3 separate regions of the Mus musculus genome follow, and all the other regions are linked to region 1. Evidence: chromatin contacts called from ENCODE Hi-C or POLR2A ChIA-PET data. All regions are on one chromosome and are shown on one strand. Each heading gives the region's core, a stretch centred on a gene start or an enhancer-like site at or near the end of the contact. The rest is flanking DNA. Distances are from core to core; before and after follow the strand shown. Region 1 holds the start of Zfp282 (zinc finger protein 282). Region 2 holds the start of Zfp398 (zinc finger protein 398). Region 3 holds the start of Zfp212 (Zinc finger protein 212).

What was found. A loop is a pair of places that touch in the nucleus more often than their neighbours do. ChIA-PET counts read pairs that join two places held with the same protein, here RNA polymerase II (POLR2A).
Region 2: a map of heart shows a loop between it and region 1 (6-fold over the local background). The contact joins the promoter of Zfp398 here to the promoter of Zfp282 in region 1. A Hi-C loop is called at or near these places in 12 of 37 maps with a recorded cell type or tissue (adrenal gland, gastrocnemius, heart and 1 more). POLR2A ChIA-PET finds 5 or more read pairs at or near these places in 3 of 5 experiments (Patski and embryonic stem cell).
Region 3: a map of heart shows a loop between it and region 1 (6-fold over the local background). The contact joins the promoter of Zfp212 here to the promoter of Zfp282 in region 1. A Hi-C loop is called at or near these places in 10 of 37 maps with a recorded cell type or tissue (adrenal gland, gastrocnemius, heart and 1 more). POLR2A ChIA-PET finds 5 or more read pairs at or near these places in 2 of 5 experiments (Patski and embryonic stem cell).

Annotation. Positions count from the first base shown.
Region 1 is chr6:47,876,169-47,879,069 of GRCm38, reverse strand. It overlaps Zfp282 (zinc finger protein 282), which reads right to left and starts at 1,515. Exons shown (of 8, transcript NM_146175.3): 1 at 1,234-1,515. The coding sequence starts at 1,398.
Region 2 is chr6:47,834,187-47,837,087 of GRCm38, reverse strand. It overlaps Zfp398 (zinc finger protein 398), which reads right to left and starts at 1,427. Exons shown (of 6, transcript NM_027477.3): 1 at 1,168-1,427. The coding sequence starts at 1,191. It also overlaps a transcript of Zfp786 not described here.
Region 3 is chr6:47,919,196-47,922,096 of GRCm38, reverse strand. Zfp212 (Zinc finger protein 212) reads right to left here and starts at 1,529. Exons shown (of 5, transcript NM_145576.2): 1 at 1,348-1,529. The coding sequence starts at 1,371.

The DNA of each region.
Region 1 (2,901 bases), core at 266-2,765:
ATGTCCCTTTCTCTCTTGGTTCTCTCTGCTTCTGGTGAAGGGGCCCTCCAGTTGGGAAAAGTGGAATCCTATTGCTTTGAAGTGAGCCGGACTGACTGGCTTTTGACAATCACATGAACTATTTTCCTCAAACTCTGAGAAGCTGTGATAGCCAGAAGACTACCCCACAGCATCTGAGAATTCCTCTCTGACATGGGAGTGAGAACAACAGGACCCTAGGAATGCCAGCCCCTGCTGGGTCCTGGTGGCTGGATGGCTGTCAGTGCCATCCACTGGGCTTATGGAGGCTTCACCGGGGCCTTGTTCAGAGAAGGGGATAAGACTGACAATGGAAGTGTAGGAAGTCTGAGGCTGGTTGCATTTCCGCAGGTTTGAAGACCTACAGTTGGTCATTTTGCTCAAAAACAACCAAAGGTCTTCATATTGACTTGTCAAGTCTTAAGTCCTGACTGAGAATCAAATGGGAACACAGGGGTGGCTTCTTCAGAGTCCAGTCTTCAGGTAACTCAGTCTCCCTTCTGAGACAATGATGTTAAACCACGTTAACCCTTCTCCTTGTGCTGTATACCCAAGGCCGTGCCAGCTAAGTCCTAGGCACCCTGAGATCTCCTACGGAGCCTAAAGAAACAACTGGAGCCTTCTCTCTCACCCCCAGGACCCCAAGACAACGCTCGGGGATGCGGTTTGGGCGTAGTCAGTTGTCTTAGGCTGCTCTGGCGATTCCAATATGCAGGCAAGTTTGCCAACCCAAGATGACAAAGTCCCCTCCCAGTCCCTTCCCTGGCTCATCCGTTCTACAGAGGAAAAGTGGGCTGCTCTTTATAGTCGGAAAAAGACAGCAATAAAACAGCTTTAAACCCTTTTATTAAACTGGCTACAGTGTAAACATGGTTAAACTGTTCCCTCTGTGGGCCGGGAATAGGCCTGCCGCAAACCCAGGCGGGTCGGACGCCAAGAGGAACCCGAGTCCCTGCTCAGTGAAGCGGCCACTACCGCGCTAGGTCCCGGGCAACACAGCCCCGGCTTCCGCATCCTGCGGGCCCCGGGTCCCGGCCGCACCGGCCCGGACAGCGGCACCGTGGCAGCGCGGCAGGGCCTGGCGCTCCGGGCCTGCACCAGGCCCGCTCCGCCGTTCGCCCGGGGCCCCGGCAGCCGCGAGGCTCCCCGAGGCCCGGCCCCGCCCCGCCCCCACGGCAGCGGCGCGGCCATGGCGCCCGCGGGCGCTGCACCCACCTGCATGGGCGGCATTCCCTCGGCCATTTCCGCGCGTAGCGCCGGCTCCTGGTGGCAGACCTCCTCCGGGGGCAGAGCCTGGGCCCAGCTCCAGCTCCCGCTGTCCAGCCCCAAACCCTGGATGCCCAGCTGCTGAGGCTGCGGCCGTGTTGACACAAACTGCATCCTGGGAGTGCTGTTCCCCGCTCGGGCCGGCCAGGGAGAAGAAGAACGTTTTCCAGGCGCCTTCCCCCTTGCCGGGGCCGGACAGCTCCATCTACAGCCCGTAGGAGCAAACAGTCCCCTTCGGTGGCGCTCCCCGCCCTTCGCAGCCGGCGCGCCAGCCAATGGCCTCGGAGCTCCTGCCCGCCTGCAGGGCTGGACGGGGGCCACTCCAGGCTGGGGGCCACCGCCTCCCCCAAAGAAATCTGACGGCGACCGCCGGCCTCTAGGTCTGGCTGGGGTGGTCGATCTTCACGTCCCAAGCTGCGGCCTGGACAGTGGGGCTTGCTTTCTGTTACTTCTAGGAATGCATTGGACATCCCAGGAGAAAATGGTGCCTCACCCTTGTAAAAATTTTACCCAAATATTTTCTGAACACCTACTATGTGTCAGCTTTTGCTTAGGCATAAGGTGGGGTTTTTTTGTTTGTTTGGTTTTTTTTTTGTTGTTGTTGTTGGTTGGTTGGTTTTTTTGTGGTTTGCATACTCTTCTTCGGTTTAAATTGCAACATTGCCACTGGCTGTGATTTTTTTTTTTTTTAACATTTACTGTCTCTGAACCTCCTATGTTCTATATAAATAGGGTGGGGTGTTATGTTTGTCTTATTTTAATGTTGAAAAATTAGGAACTAATGCCTGGCACATAGTAGGCTCCCAGATACTTTTGCTAGATGTGGTGTGCACACTTTTTATTCCTAGCACTTGAGAGGTAGAGGTAGGTGGAGTTTAGGGCCAGCCTGGTCTCCATAATTAGTTCCAGGCCAGTCTAAAAAAAAAAAAAAGTAATTACCCATCAAAGATAAATCCCTGTAGGTTATCTGTAGCATATTGTCCACTTTGTCTTCCTAAATGGCCAGTCCTTATCTTGTCTGGACTGAGCTCTCTAAGGCTTATCACCTTGTGGAAAGTCAGACCTGGTGGAAGCCATGAGTTCTACTACACTTAAACTTGAGAACAATATGAAGCTACGGGGAAGGGTGGGGTGCCAGAGGGGCTATCTTCAGAAGGACAGTTATCGAGTGCTTTATTAGGTATGCTTCCAGGATATATGAATGAGTATTTCATAGACTCATATTATCCTCTATGAAGGTTATGCTCCAGAAGTCAGTGATTTTTTTTCCGTTTCCTGGTTACAAGTTGTGCATGCATGCAAGTGCATATATCTCACTGTAAACATCACGTCCACTATTAGTAGAGGAACCGAGTAAGCCCAGCCTGGGAAGCTCCAGGCAAATGCTTTTCTACTGGCAACCCACATCTGAGAAGACATTTTCTGACCTATGGGATATCAACTCTATATTCTCTTTTCTAGAAATGAGAAACAGAGGACTAAGTTAGTCCCAAGTGTTTAAGCTATGTCCTCAGGATAAAATGATTACTATGTCCCTCCTTAAGTATGTAGTGAGTCATATCAATGTTCCTTTTTACACAGAAAGACAACAACACAGTGTGTCTAATCCAGTTTCCT
Region 2 (2,901 bases), core at 178-2,677, 42 kb after region 1:
TGCTCAGTTCAATTGAGATGTGTTGTGTTTAAAATCTCATTAATAGTTTTATAATATTACTATTAAAATATTTTTATACTTTGAGCTAAATAACATTTCACTGAATTAACTGAAATTAATTTCCTCTTTCTTTTTACTTTTTTTTTTACTTTTTTCTTTTCTTTCTTTCTTTTTTTAAAGACACACACTCTGGCTATTTGGCCAAGCATATACTAAAATTTCTGATTCTCCTATTTTAAACTCCTCTGTGAGCCACCATGTTACCATCATGGTTTAACCTCCTAAACATGACTACTAGAGAACTAAAAGTATGTGACAGTTTTCAGCATGGCATATACCTATAGCATACACCATGGGCTCTACTATCTTTTTTAAGGGTTGGGGGAAAATTAAACTTGAAGGGTATTCCCCTCTACTCCATTCCCCGCCCCTCCCCGCTGCTCCCCTGGTTTCTTCTTTCTTTTTTACTTCCTATCTACTCCTCTGCAGACCTGCCTGACTTCTGACTTATTTAAAAAGTCTCTTTGAGCTGACCAAAGCCTTCTTAGGTGGCAAACAAAAGCAATACTTTCCAATCAGAACGTTCTGTTAAACGACCATCCCCTCTTCCTTAATGGCTGTGTGCAGGGACTGTGCGGGTTGTCCTGGTAGCCCTGGCATCTCTGGTGCATGCACGGCTGGGCCCACTGCAGGCCTGCAGCAAACAAGCACACGCACGACTGCACTACTGGCTAAGCCTGCGCTCGGTCGGCCTTCCAAGGTCCCCGCGGCGCCACAGCCTGCCCTCCCGGGCGCGCGAGGCTGTCTGTCCTCACGCAGTCCATAAGGACACACCTTGGCTTTTACCTTCCCCGCCACGCAGGTGACTGTCCTGCCGCACCTAGCAACGACAGCTCTCGCGGCTGTACAGAATGGCTGGTGGATTGCAAAAACACCTCGAGCCCACTTCCCCGTTCCGCGGGCTGACGCGGAGCACCGCGGCGCGTGTAGGTTAGAAACTGCAGACCCTGGTCCCGCGGCGTCGCCCGGCGCTGCGGTCCGCGGTGGCCTTGCGGGGCAAACGACAGCCGCAGACCCACGCGGGCCACAAGGCCCGCTGCCGTCCCCAGCTCCCTCGCCTCCCCCGAGGCCCGGGTGACAGAGACGCCCGTCCATCAGCGCCCTTACCGGAGCGGCGGTCGCCTCAGCCATGGCCCTCCGCTGCCCGGTCCTGTCCCGGGAGTCGCCACCACACGCAGGCCCGGCTGCTCAGTGCTCTCGGCAGACGGCGAGAAGCGGTCTCGCGTTGCTCGCTCTGACAGGACTCGCGCGGCAATCGGGCTTCCGGGGGCGCTGGGACGCAGAGGAGCTGAGTAGCGAGCAGCCTACGCCGCACCGGCTGCAGCCGCCCCTCAGCTGGCGCTTTGTGGGCAGCGAGTACTGCAGGCGCTCTGCCGGCCTAGACGCGCCCCCCTCCGGTCGGTCCTCCCGGGACAGCGCGCCCCCTGGCGGCCCCCGCATCCGGAGCGCCTTCCCAGAGGTCAGCTTCTGAGAAAAGAGTTTTGGTGAACGCAGATCCAACCTACTCGGGTTTCCCATCCATCTGAGAAGACCCAGCAGATGCTACATAGTTTAAGAGCCAGGGAGCGGTGTCCAGGCTGGACGATAGTGTAATCGGCTACCAGAGTGAGCTAGGTGGGAATGATGGAGTTATATCGTTCGTAGAAATTACAAATATGACTTGTATTGGCACCAGAGATTCTGATTATTTTGATTATTGTCTCACTTGGGCTTGGATGAGAAGTAGAATTTTTATAAAGATTTGTTTCTTTTAATTTTATATGTATAAATGTTTCTCTACACTTGGATGTCTACTGCCTATGGAGGCCGGAATAGGATGCAGGATAACCTGGAACTGGAGCTACACACACAGTTGTGAGCCAAACCCAGATCCTCTGCCGAGCTCACTCACCAGCACCGACAAGTGGACTACTTGAGCCAACAGAAATAAAGCTTGTGGTTAGATTTGCTGGATCTGGACTAAGGACCAACAAAAGACAGAGTTGTGTGTTTAACAGCTTGTGTGGCAGAAAGATAATCACACAGCCATAACTTTCCAGTATTTCTCTTTTTTCAAACATGTATGAACCAAAGTCTTCTCAGACATTTATCTCAGTAAATGAAATGAATCCATTCAATGCCCTCAACAGTAGACTGTCTATAGTGCCCCCACAGTATAGGGATCTTCCTGCTGGGCCACTACCACTTGAGTGTACTGTGAGTCTTTATAGTGTACATACAAAGCAATATCTTGTGTATACTTTGAGTCTACTTGAGCATGAACTGTGGTCAGATGGTGCATAGTTGGGAGTTAAAACTACCGTTCTCTAAACTAGAACATCACTATAATGGAATGAACTAGAAAAAGAAGAAAGAAGAGGAGGAGAAAGAAAGAGAGAGACAGAGATAGAGAGAAATAATTGACCTCAGGAAAATAATTAGTGATTTTATTATTAAAAGACATAATTTTTAAATGTGGCCTTCGGCCTGGCAGTGGTGATGCCCATCTTCAGTCCCAGCACTTGGGAGGCAGAGGCAGGTGAATCTGTATAAGTTTGAAGCCAGCTTGGTCTACAGAGTGAGTTCCAGGAAAGCCAGGGCTACACAGAGAAACCCTGTCTCAAAAACAAAAACAAAAAACAAAAAACAAAACAAAACAAAACAAAACAAAACAAAACAAAAAAAGGCCTTAGAAAGCAAGAATAAAGCCTGATATGATGGTACTTGCTTTTAATCCATGCACTAGGAAGCAGAAACAGGAAACTTTCTGTAAGTTTAAGGCCAGCCTGGACTCCAAAGCAAGTTCTAGGTCATTTGGAGCTCTACAGTGGAACCCTGTTTTAAGGGGGTGGGTGACTAATT
Region 3 (2,901 bases), core at 280-2,779, 43 kb before region 1:
AGGAAGATAATGTCCATCTTGGAAATCTGTCTGCCTAGCCAAGGCCTCTCTCCCTATCTGCTTACCCTGCAGGGGGTCTGTTTAACTCCTGGTCTCTTATTTACACCTGGATGCACAAGTAGGATTGCTCCAAGTTCAGAGCCAGCCTGGTCTACCTAACTGGTTCCAGGCAGCCAGGGCACAAAGTAAGACCTTATTTTGAAAGATTAAAAAACAAAAACTAAACAAAACAAAAAGACAAGAAAAATACTTATGCCTGTAATATCTGCAAGTTGGGAGTCAGAGGTAGGAGTTTACAGTCATTCTCAGATAGGCTAGGCTGGGGCACATGAGAGTTTGCCTCAAAGCACAACCACTACCAAACAAACCCCAGCAGAATGACTTACACCTGTAAACTTAGCACTGGGGAGGCTGAGTCGGGAAGATTGTCATCAGCTTAAGGACAGCCTGTGAGGCTCTGTCTCAACAGTGAAAAGCCAGTTCAGGTCCATCTATCCTATTTTCCTATGTTAACCTCTACTGTGACACAGTATGAGGAGACTGGAGCCAGAAAAAAAAAAACGTAAAAATGCTTACAAGGAACTCAACATTCTCAATTCAAGTTAAGGAGACAAAGGCCTAGAGAAGTGAGCATAGACTGCCTTCCGAAGACCATGCACTGAATATATAGATAGATGAACGCTGAGTTACGGAAGATATTCCTCAAACCAATTTTCAGTGTCTTCACATTCTCTGAAAAGAGAGACAGCTGGAAGAGGCGGTAAGCGGATAACAATGCGCACCCACAGTTTTGTAAAAACAAAACAAAACAAAAAACAAGCAAGCAAACAAACAAAAACAGCAAATACACCAGTCCCCAAGGAGAGAAGGCTTCAACCTGTGGCTGCAAACTCAGTACAGATAGCTATGGCAGAACATGGCAACCGGAGCAGAGCCCCACTGGTCGGAGAGAAGCCCTAAGTCCTGGGGTCTTCCGTAGCTGAGCTCAAAGGCAACAACCCAAACCCAGGGTTTTATCCCGCGCCTTCACTCCAACTCAGAAAACGAGTCCCTAGTTGGCACGAAGCAGGAAAATATGTGGGCGCAGTCACAAACAATTCAAAAAGCCTCGCAGAAGTTTCTGCGGAAAGACGCAGAGCATCCGGGCTCTGAGCCTGACGCAGAAGGACCCAGGGAGCAAGCGAGCGGGCGGGCGGGCGGAGGGCGAGGGTACCGGGAGGGAAGTCAGCATCCGCCGGCGCCAACGGCCGCGGAGGAAACCAAGCCTGCGACCGAGCGCCTCAAGCCCCGCCCCGGGCAGGGCGCTGTCTCCCCCAAGGCCCTCCCGAGCCGGCCGGAGCACCTTACCCGAGTAGGCGTCGACTCCGCCATGGTCGCAGTCGCCCCACAACACCGACTGGCGGGATACTGCTCGAACTGTACGCCGCTCCGCCAGACGTCCTCACCCTCCTGGAAGCCGCCGCCGCCGCCGCCGCCGCCGTGTTGATACAAGGTGCATTCTGGGAGCGCTCCCCACCCCCAAGAAGAGCGGCAGCGGCTCCTCCTACCGCGCGGTATTTCTGTTGCGCCACTGTGCTCCTGGAAGGGGAACAGCAGCCTGGAAATTCAGTCATTGAGTGTGGGGTGTAAGCGTAAGGATTCTCAAAATCAAGAGCATTTTCTGAATTTGAGTCCTGCACTCCGCGAAATGCTTTAAGAGATTCAAATATGTGCAAGTTTAAAAAGGCGCGGGAAGGAGAGAGAGAGAGAGAAAGGCGTAGGGAGGAGAGCGTGGGGACTAGTAGAAAAGGAGGCTAATGGGGGTGGATGTGAACACCATACGTTCTGGACTTGCATGCAATTGTCAAAAATAAAAATAATTTTTAAAAAATGTGTACAAATGTGTACACCCTTTTCTGTGAGGGAAGAACACAGCTGAAGCTAAAGAAAAGGTGAATTCTCATAGGCAAGTGATTTTCTTCCATGCTCACCTATGACTTGGCTTTTTCTGGTCAATCCATTATAGAGTGTTAATTATGGTAATCACTTGCATTGCAGAATTCAAGATAGCCTTAATCACAAATAATTAACCTAGTCCTCACCGGGCAGTGATGGCTCATGCCTTTAATCCCAGCACTTGCGAGGCAGAGGTGGATGGGTTTCTGAGTTCGAGGCCAGCCTGGTCTACAGAGTGAGTGCCAGGGCTAGAAACCCTGTCTCAAAAAAACTAAATAAATAACCTAGTCCTCATGCCAGGGTGCCAGGGTATTAGAGGCAATGTGTTCTGCATTCTGGCTTGGAAACATCTGGCCACATCATTACCACCCCAGCGCTCAGGTGTTTGAGGCCAGCCTCAGCTATATAGTGAGTTTTTGACTAGCCAGAAATATCTAAAGAGACATTGATCCAAACAACACCCCCAAACCCAGTACTTGCAGTACTCAAATGCCTCATTTCCATTACATTGTCCTGGACATGCTGAGTGAGAATGACATGAGTTTCCACTAAGTGTGAATAGCTTCCTCTAAGAATTCAAGTACTCTCACTAGACTGGTCCCTTCTTCATTTTTCTGCAAATGATCCCTGTCTACACTGACTACAACTAACAACTTTCTCTAGAACCCAAGCCGATGGCCTGCTGAAAAAAAAAATTCTCAGCATCTGTTTTAACAGGCACTTAAAAACCTACATTTATATTAAAATAATAATAATTTTTTTAAAAGCGCTGACTCATTTAAGCCCCCCACAGCAGTCTGGGTGTGTCTGTGCCTTCATTTTATCTTTGTTTGTTGCCTTTGTTTGGATCAAATTCCTGCTTGACTCCATAACCGTGTCAATCAGTTGAGTGTGTCTACTTGTCCCATCTCATCCCCTTTCAAGCTGAAGGCAGAGGTAAGTCATTGTCCTGAACCAGCAGTCACC